2 separate regions of the Homo sapiens genome follow, and region 2 is linked to region 1. A link is an interaction called in ENCODE POLR2A ChIA-PET data of the cell type or tissue named here. Cell type or tissue: Panc1. All regions are shown on one strand. Links, peaks and the distances in the headings refer to the core of each region. The heading gives the core; the rest is flanking DNA.

What was found. Peaks named below come from ENCODE experiments on the same cell type or tissue, not always from the same donor. Only the 100,000 strongest peaks of a DNase experiment are listed, where the experiment ranks them.
Region 2: POLR2A ChIA-PET joins it to region 1 with 7 read pairs; 16 of 35 experiments call an interaction of 5 or more read pairs at or near these places.

The regions. Positions count from the first base shown.
Region 1 is chr17:47,728,291-47,732,681 of GRCh38, reverse strand. No RefSeq gene overlaps it. Among named protein-coding and RNA genes, the nearest start is that of TBX21, 2.8 kb to the left of the region's middle. RefSeq lists a promoter at 1-1,438. In Panc1, for the core only: no CTCF peak of the experiment used is centred there; no DNase peak of the experiment used is centred there; H3K27me3 peaks cover 810 bases.
Region 2 is chr17:47,640,243-47,644,633 of GRCh38, reverse strand. All of the region lies in intron 1 of KPNB1-DT (KPNB1 divergent transcript), which reads left to right. Among named protein-coding and RNA genes, the nearest start is that of KPNB1-DT, 7.0 kb to the left of the region's middle. In Panc1, for the core only: no CTCF peak of the experiment used is centred there; no DNase peak of the experiment used is centred there.

The DNA.
Region 1 (4,391 bases), core at 111-4,110:
CTGGAACCTGATGGACAACAGGAAATGTTCCTTAAAGCGCACTGCATCAGCAGCAGCCAGGGGTTTGCAGGGCCCTGAGCTGGGCCTGGCAGGGCCCACAAAAGCTCCCCTACCCTGCATGGCAGTCATGGGCACTGGAAGTAGCATTGGGCTGCCAGTGCTGAGAGTCCCAGGTCTGGCTCTGCCTGCCAGGTATATGTGACCCAGGCAAGTCATTTTCCTTGCCTGAAAGTCAACCTCACGTGCCTCATCCATAGACTGGGGGAAATAAACAGATCTACTTTTCAGGGGGGCTGCAAGCCTTACATGAGAGGGTGTACGTGTGCAGCACTTTCCAATCTATTATTATACCTGGATGGAAAAGCTGCTTTGAACAGATTCAGAGCCGGCTGACAGGAAGGAAACCCACCACATGCTCTGAAGGGCTGCCTCGGAGATAGGACGATGGAGGCTTTTCTTTCTCCATTTTCCTTTTATGTTAACTAATGTATTAGACTCCTTTTATGATGAAAACTATCCGTTTCCCCCCCCCCAATTGAAAATAGCATCATTGGGAGTTTTCCTGTGTATAAAGATGAAACATACTTATATAGGAAATTTAAGCAGCACAGAAAAGTAAAAACAAGACTGTATAAATCACCCCAAATTCCACCCCCTAAAGCCAAACAGGATTAACATTTCAGTGAACACCCTCTGAGACCTCACTCCTTATATACTCTCTGTCTCTGTCTTTTGCACACATGCACAAATATATAATTTATATAAACACTACACATGCTGCTTTATAATGTGTACTTTTTTTTCACTCCACAAGGTGTCATGGAATATTTTGCATATCAGTATATAGATAAAGATTTACATTTTTAAGAGTACTTTGAAAAATACTTTAATATTTTTGTCATGTTAAAGTTTAACTTCTCCTCTCTCTACCTTCACCCCAGTCCTCCCCAGTTCTCCCCTGGGAACTGGCCCCAGCTCTACATTTCTGTCCCAGCCTGACAGGGCTTCACCCTTAGGGGCCTATGGGGACTCTCTGCTCCCAAATAGAGCTGAACCAAGAGGCAAGTTGGCAGGCAAAGGCAAAGCTGGGGACTCCAGGAGGTGGGCATGACCCAGGGAGGCTTGGGGGAGAGAGAATCAGCACATCTTTTGAGGTTGGAGACCGGATACATGACAGTACCAGAAACACAGGACTGGCCTCCTCCCCAACACCTTACCCACCATTTCTCCGTACCTTAAGGAACAGGGAAGTTTCTGCCTGATGTTCAAAGTGGGGCAGCATTGCTTGGAAGAGAGGGTGACCTTGGGATCCTTCACTACTTTTGGGGAAACATGAGAGCTTTCAGTAAGACCCTCCTGAATGACTGATTCCCTAGGAGATGTGAGACTGTTGAATGCTGACACCCCTTTGGGGGACATTTTTGCTCAGTGCTTGGCTGTTGAAGATCAAATGGAGTCTTGCTCCTCCCTCTCTCTCCCCCTCCTCTTTTCCACATTAATCCTCAGGTCAAGTGATTCATCCCCTTGCCTCTGAACAGGATGACATGAGCTCCCACCCAGCTTTCTGGGGCAGGTGGAATTATGAATCTCAGAATCAGGTGGCCCTGGGGCCATGCCTCTGGAGGAAGAGGAAGGCTGGGGGTGGTCTCTCTAGAACCTGACAGGCTGTTATAGGGTCTTACAGCCTGGTTCCTCAATCCCCGATTTCTCACCCCCTCTCTCCAATTTCTTCCACCCAAAAAAGAAAGTGCTTGTGAAAAGCGGGGGCTGAGTGGCCCTGGTGTCACTGCTGCCAGTCCCGCCCCTCTGCCAGCTTGGGTGAGAATAAGGGCCCTGGCAGTGACACCTTCTCCTCCAGCTGCCACCTCACCCTCCTCCCGGGCCCTGGGGCTGGAAAGGTGGGAGAAGAGGAGTGAGGAGATGAGGCCCCCTGGGATCCCCTCACTTCCCCATGGCTGCTCCTCCCAGCCCTCTCTATCCCATCAATACAGGGAGCATTATGAGGCTGGTCCTGGTGAGACCGGAGTGAAGAAACACAAGATAAGTGTCCAGGAATGAGAGAGACATGGCCTCCAACCAGCATCACATTTTATGAGACACGGTGGATGGTAACTATGCAAAATGGAATAAGACACCAAACTCACACAGTGCATTTGTGGCAGAGCTGAAGCTAGAACCCAGGTCTCTTGACTCCCAGGCCAGTGCTCTTCCCACAAGAATGAGGAAGAATCATACTAACACTGGAAAAGGTTTAGAAAACAGGCCGGGCGTGGTGGCTCATGCCTGTAATCCCAACACTTTGGGATGCCAAGGCCAGCAAATCACTTGAGGCCAGAAGTTCTAGACTACCCTGGCCAACATGACAAAACCCCATCTCTACTAAAAACACAAAAATTAGCTGGGCATGATGGGCGCCTGTAATCCCAGCTACTCAGGAGGCTGAGGCAGGAGAATCACTTGAACCCAGGAGGCAGAGGTTGCAGTGAGCCGAGATCGTGCCGCTGCACTCCAGCCCGGGAGACAGAGCAAGACTCCATCTCAAAACAAAAACAAAAACAAAAATAAAAATTAGCAGGTGTGGTGGCTGGCCCCTGTAATCCCAGCTACTCAGGAGGCTGAGGCAAGAGAATCACTTGACCCCAGGAGGAGGAGGTTGCAGTGAGCTGAGACTGTGCCACTGCACTCCAGCCTGAGTGACAGAGGGAGACTCGGTCTCAAAGAAACAAAAAGAAAAAGAAAAGAAAAGGTTTAGAAAACAGAAAAGAAAATCATGCCTAATCCCACAGCCTAGACACTGGTTCTCTCCACGCTGTTGTCCTCTGCAAACGTTCAGGGCTTCCTTTCAAACTGTTTCCCATGAAGACTCAAAATGAGAGAGGCTCCCCGAAGGTCACACAGCACTTGCTTCACCTGTGGGCTGCAGACTATGCCAGGAAGCCACAACGATGTGGATTTCTGGGACTTGCTTCTAGAGATTCTGAGGCCCAGGCCTGTGGCGGGTCTCTAGAATCTGTATGTTTAAGGACTCCAGGTGATGCGTTGGACTTCAGGGAGTCCATGCACCCCACTCTCAGGCTCCCTCCCATTTTGCTGTCCCATCTCCAAGTCCCATCCTGCGAGTCAGTGTGCCTTGAGCTTGCTGGGTATGCACACTGAGGGCGGTGGAGGAGGTTTCATGCCTGAGGAGGGTGGCTGCAGGCATTGAGATTTCCTTATTGATGCTCTAGGACCAGATGATTCCTCACCCCAGAGTCTACCAGCCACCTGGGTCCTCTCCTGAAAACGTATGGAGTGCTGAGCTCCCTAGGCACCTGGAAGGCTCTTGGATGGGTTTGGTGGGGCAGCTGGGGAGGAGCGGCTATTACTGGAAACTGTTTTTTTGTTTTGTTTTGTTTTGTTTTGTTTTTTGAGACAGAGTCACTTGCTCTGTCACCCAGGCTGGAGTGCAGTGGTGCGATCTCAGCTCACTGCAACCTCCACCTCCCGGGTTCAAGCAATTCTCCTGCCTCAGCCTCCCGTGGTGGGTGGGACTAGAGGCACATGCCACCACGACCGGCTAATTTTTTGTATTTTTAGTAGAGATGGGGTTTCACCATGTTGGCCAGGCTGGTCTCGATCTCCTGACCTCGTGATCTGCCCGCCTCAGCCTCCCAAAGTGTTGGGATTACAGGCATCAGCCACCACGCCCAGCCTACTGGAAACTGTTAGTGGAGCATGGCATGGCACCAGGACCCAGGATTTCCACCCTCCACCCTGCTGGGCAGAGCCTTAGAGGCTGTGAGAGGGTAGATAGTAAAAGAGAGGGGGCAGCGAGTTGGGGAGAAGGCGTGAAAAGAAAGAGAGAGCAAAGTGAGAGGCTTAGGGTGCATTTCTGAAAGAAAGATTTAGACCCAGAGAGGGACAGGGACCACAAAGTCAGGGACCCAGATCGTGACTCAGTGGGAAAGTCTCAGGCTGGGCCTGCGAGAGGGGCATGAAAGAAAGGAGACAGACAGAGATGGGCCAATGGGAGGAAAGTCTGCAGAGGCAGAGAGGCCTGGGGGTGCTGGAGCTGGGGCAGAGAGAAATGGGGTGGGGAGACTTAGTTGGGTGGCTGGGTTGGAACCTCAATCCCAACCCTTACTGGCTGTGCTACCTATTAAAGTATCTTAACCTCTCTGGGTTTTTTTTGTCAGTAAATGGAGCTATCAGACCTCTGCCAGGACTGACTGGGTCTGTCATGTGAAGGTTGAGGGATGCTGTCCTAAGGCTGAAACAAAACAGAGGCATAAACTGTGCTAAGCCCTCTTTCCTCTACTCCCAGCCACTTACACCTGCCCTTTCCTCCCTCTGGCTTAGTGGCTCATCCACAAAGTGTCCTTCAGGTCCATCCTCAGCCTCCACTCAGGGCC
Region 2 (4,391 bases), core at 1-4,000, 88 kb after region 1:
AGAATGGGTGGTGGTGCCACTTTGCAGTGTTTCCCAAGTGGGAGGAGTTGGTGGCCACATGGTTTAGTAGGATGGGGAGGATTACACCGAGACTTCAAGTTGCATTTCCTTGAACTATGTATGGATTACATCAGGCTTTTTTTTAGACAGGGTCTTACACTGACCCAAGCCGGAGTACAGTGGCGCAATCTTGGCTCACTGCAGCCTCCACCACCGCTATTCAAGCTGGGACTACAGGCACATGCCACCACACCCAGCTAATTTTTGTAGAGACATGGTCTCACCATGTTGTCCAGGCTGTCTTGAACTCCTGAGCTCAAGCAGTCCACCTGACTCAGCCTCCTAAGTGCTGAGATTACAGGCGTGAGTTACTGCGCCCAGATGCTTTCTTCTTTCTCAGATTATCAAAGAAATATATGTTCCTCACTGTAGGAATTTTGAAAAGGAATTCCGCAGAAACCACCTGCAACCTCAAATTATATCCACCATTAAAATATTGGCATATTTTCCCCAAAATGGTTCTATTTTAAATGGAAACCAAAATATTCCTATGTATCATTTCTTGTTGACTCCAAAAAATGTACTTTTAATGATTTTATTTATTTATTTATTTATTGAGACTGGATCTTGCTCTGTTGCCCAGGCTGAAATGCAATGGCATGATCTTGGCTCACTGCAGCCTCAACCTCCCGGGCTCAAACAGTCCTCCTCCCTTAGCCTCCCAAAAAGCTGGGACTACAGGTGTGAGCCACTGCACCTGGCTAATTTTGTTCATTTTTTTGTAGAGACAGGGTCTCCCTATGTTGCCCAGACAGGTCTTAAACTCCTGGACTCAAGTGATCCTCCTGCCTCTGCCTCCCAAGATGCTGGGATTATAGACATGAGCCACCTTGCTCCGCCCTTTTAAGAATTTTAAATTGACTCAACTCTTTATCAAGTTGCATTGAAAAGATAATATGAATTAAACATATGTGAACTGGCCCCAGTACATTTTCACACTGGTAGTGCAATGCAGAAGTGAAGCCTTTTAACTTTGACTTAACCTTTAAAAAAGGTACCTACTGATAGAATAAGCTAAAAGTTGCAAATCGTTGAAGTATGTCCACTGGGTCCCAAAACTGGAAGTTCACTGAGGCCTGTCTTCCTGGCCAGGTGTCACAGGGAATCCTGTACTCTGGCCCAGGGCTATTCTATCTTTTCTGTTTTTTTTTTTATATGTATAATTGCATAATGCTCTATTTTGATTGTCTGCCTTGTACAATTTGTATGTATGCATGTATCTTTTGTCCTGAGTTAGACTATGACTCAGGGTTTCTCAACCTTGATTATTTTGGACAACATAATTCTTTTTTTTGTGGGTGTTGGGGGGCGGTGGTGGCAGAGAGCAGAGTCTCACTCTTGTTCAGACTGGAGTGCCATGGCGTGATCTTGGCTCACTGTGACCTCTGCCTCCCAGTAGCTGGGTAACCTCCTGAGTAGCTGGGATTACAGGCATGCACCACCACACATGGCTAATTTTTGTATTTTTTGTAGAGACGGGGTTTTGCTGTGTTGCCCAGGCTTGTATCGAACTCCTGGCCTCAAGTGATCCACCCGCTTCGGTTTCCCAAAGTGCTGGGATTATAGGCATGAGCCACTGTGCCTGCCCTCACATAATTACCTTTGGGGAAGCTGTCCTGTTCATTTCAGAATGTTTAGCAGCATTTCTGGCCCCTGCCTACTAAGTTCCACTGGCTCGTCTCCCACCAAGTCATGGTGGGACAATCAAAAATGTCTCCAGATGTTACAGAATAACTCCTAGGAAGGGAGTGAATCCCTGCTAAATCCTCCCCACAATTGAGAACCACATTTATAGCTCCTCAAGGTTAGAAGCCATGTCATATAAATTCCTGTGTTTCCTGCCTAGCACATAGTAAGCATTTTTATTGTCCAAACAATATCATTGCTTCATGAAAATAATAGCTTTTTTTTTTTTTTTTGAGACCGACTTTCGCTCTTGTTTCCCGGGCTGGAGTGCAATGGCACGATCTTGGCTCACCGCAACCTCCGCCTCCTGCGTTCAAGCGGTTCTTCTGCCTCAGCCTCCCGAGTAGCTGAGATTACAGGCATGTGCCACCATGCCCAGCTAATTTTTTTGTGTTTTTAGTAGAGACGCGGTTTCTCCATGTTGGTCAGGCTGGTCTCGAACTCCTGACCTCAGGTGATCCACCTGCCTCGGCCTCCCAAAGTGCTGGGATTACAGGCGTGAGCCACTGCACACGGCCCTTTTTTTTTTTTTTTTTTTTTTTTTGAGACAGCATCTTGCTCTGTCACCCAGGCTGGAGTGCAGTGATGTGATCCCACTGTAGCCTTGAACTTCCCGCTTAAGTGATCCTCCCACCTCAGCCTCCTCAGTAGCTGGGACTACAGGTGTGTGCCACCACACCTGGCTAATTTTTGGGGTGTGTTGGGGGGTATTTTTTGTAGAAATGGGGTTTTGTCATGTTGCCCGGGCTGGTCTCAAACTCCTGGGCTTAAGTGAACCTCCCACCTCCCAAAGTGCTAGTATTATAGGTATGAGCCACTGCACCCAGCCTGATGTTTTTAAAACACTTACTCTTTGTATTGTTCAAGGCTCTTTACATATAGTAACTCATTTAATCCTCCCAGCAACCCTCCAAAATAGGTACTCCTATTGTGCCTTTTTTACAGTCAAGAAACTAAGGCTTGGCCAGGTGCGGTGGCTCATGCCTGTAATCCCAGCACTTTGGGAGGCCGAGGCGGCGAGGCGGGTGGATCATGAGGTCAGGAGTTCAAGACCAGCCTGGCCAAGACGATGAAACCCCGTCTCTACGAGAAAATACAAAAAAATTAGCCGGGCATGGTGGTGGACACCTGTAATCCCAGCTACTCGGGAGGCTGAGGCAGGAGAATTGCTTGAACCAAGGAGGTGGAGGTTGCAGTGAGCCAAGATCGCGCCACTGCACTCCAGCCTGGGCGACAGAACGAGACTCCCTCTCAAAAAAAAGACAAAAAACGAAAAAGGAAACTAAGGCTCAAAGAGTTTAGGTTAGTTGCTTAAGGTCACCCAGCTGAGAGAAGTGACACCTGGGATCTGAATACTACTAGCCCAGGTAGTCTGGCTACAGATTCTGGGCTGTCAACCATTTTGCTGTATACTGCTTCTAAATACAAAGAAAAGAATTAACTCATGACAGTGCTTTCAAAAAGCCTCATGTTATCCATCTGCCCACAAAATTTGCATAGACAAACATATGGTAAAAATAAAATTTCCTGGCCAGGCACAGTGGCTCACGCCTGTAATCCTAGCACTTTGGGAGGCTGAGGCGGGTGGATCACCTGAGGTCGGGAATTCAAGACCATCCTGACCAACATGGAAAAACCCCGACTCTATTAAAAATACAAAATTAGCTGGGCATGGTGTTGCATGCCTGTAATCCCAGCTACTTGGGAGGCTGAGGCAGAAAAATCGCTTGAACCTGGGAGGTGGAGGTTGTGGTGACCCAAGATTGCGCCATTGCTTCCAGCCTGGGCAACAAGAGTGAAACTCCATCTCAAAAAAAATAAAAAATAAAAATAAATAAATAAAATTTCCTATTCTGCCACAAAACATGATACAGTATAGCAAAGCATGTTGCTGTGTTGCTGAAATTTTCTAAGTTTGAATGGCTGCATCCTAGTCTATCAAGAGGATAAACAATAAACTAATGTAACCAGTCCCTTGTTATTGGGCATATGGGTTGTTGCTGATATTTATTTGAAACATAACTGTTTTTGAAATATAATTTACATGCAGAAAGTGCACCAATTTTAAGAGTACAGTTTGGTAAGTTTTGACAGATGTATAAACCTGTGCTACCACTACCACAGTCAAGATACTGACCATCGGATCACCTTTGTTCCTTTCTGTGGTAATGTGCTGGAGCTAGCTAGTACCAGCTCAGGAGAGCCAAATATGTACATCTCTTCCCAAATCTACATTAGTAACATCGTATTAGTAGCTCAAAGTTGGTCATGGTGGGAGTATTTACACCACAGAAAACAGTAAGTACCACAAATCCAGGCTTTTTCTTTCTTTCTTTTTTTGGGAACCAATTTACCAGCACCATGACTTACACTCCTTTGCAATCAACCTCCTACATCCTACAGCCACAGTCTACTTGTGGACATTATTTTATTTTGTGTTCTCTAGAATTTTATGTAAGTAAAATCGTGCCATATGTACTCTTTGGTGCTTCTTTTGCTCCGTGTGTTTTTGAAATGAAGCACATTGTTATGCATAGCAGTAGTTCATCCCTTTTCATCGTTTTCCATTGCATGGATGTACCACACATTTATTCATTCATCTGGTGATGGACATTTGGGTTGCTTCCATTTGGGATTACTATAAA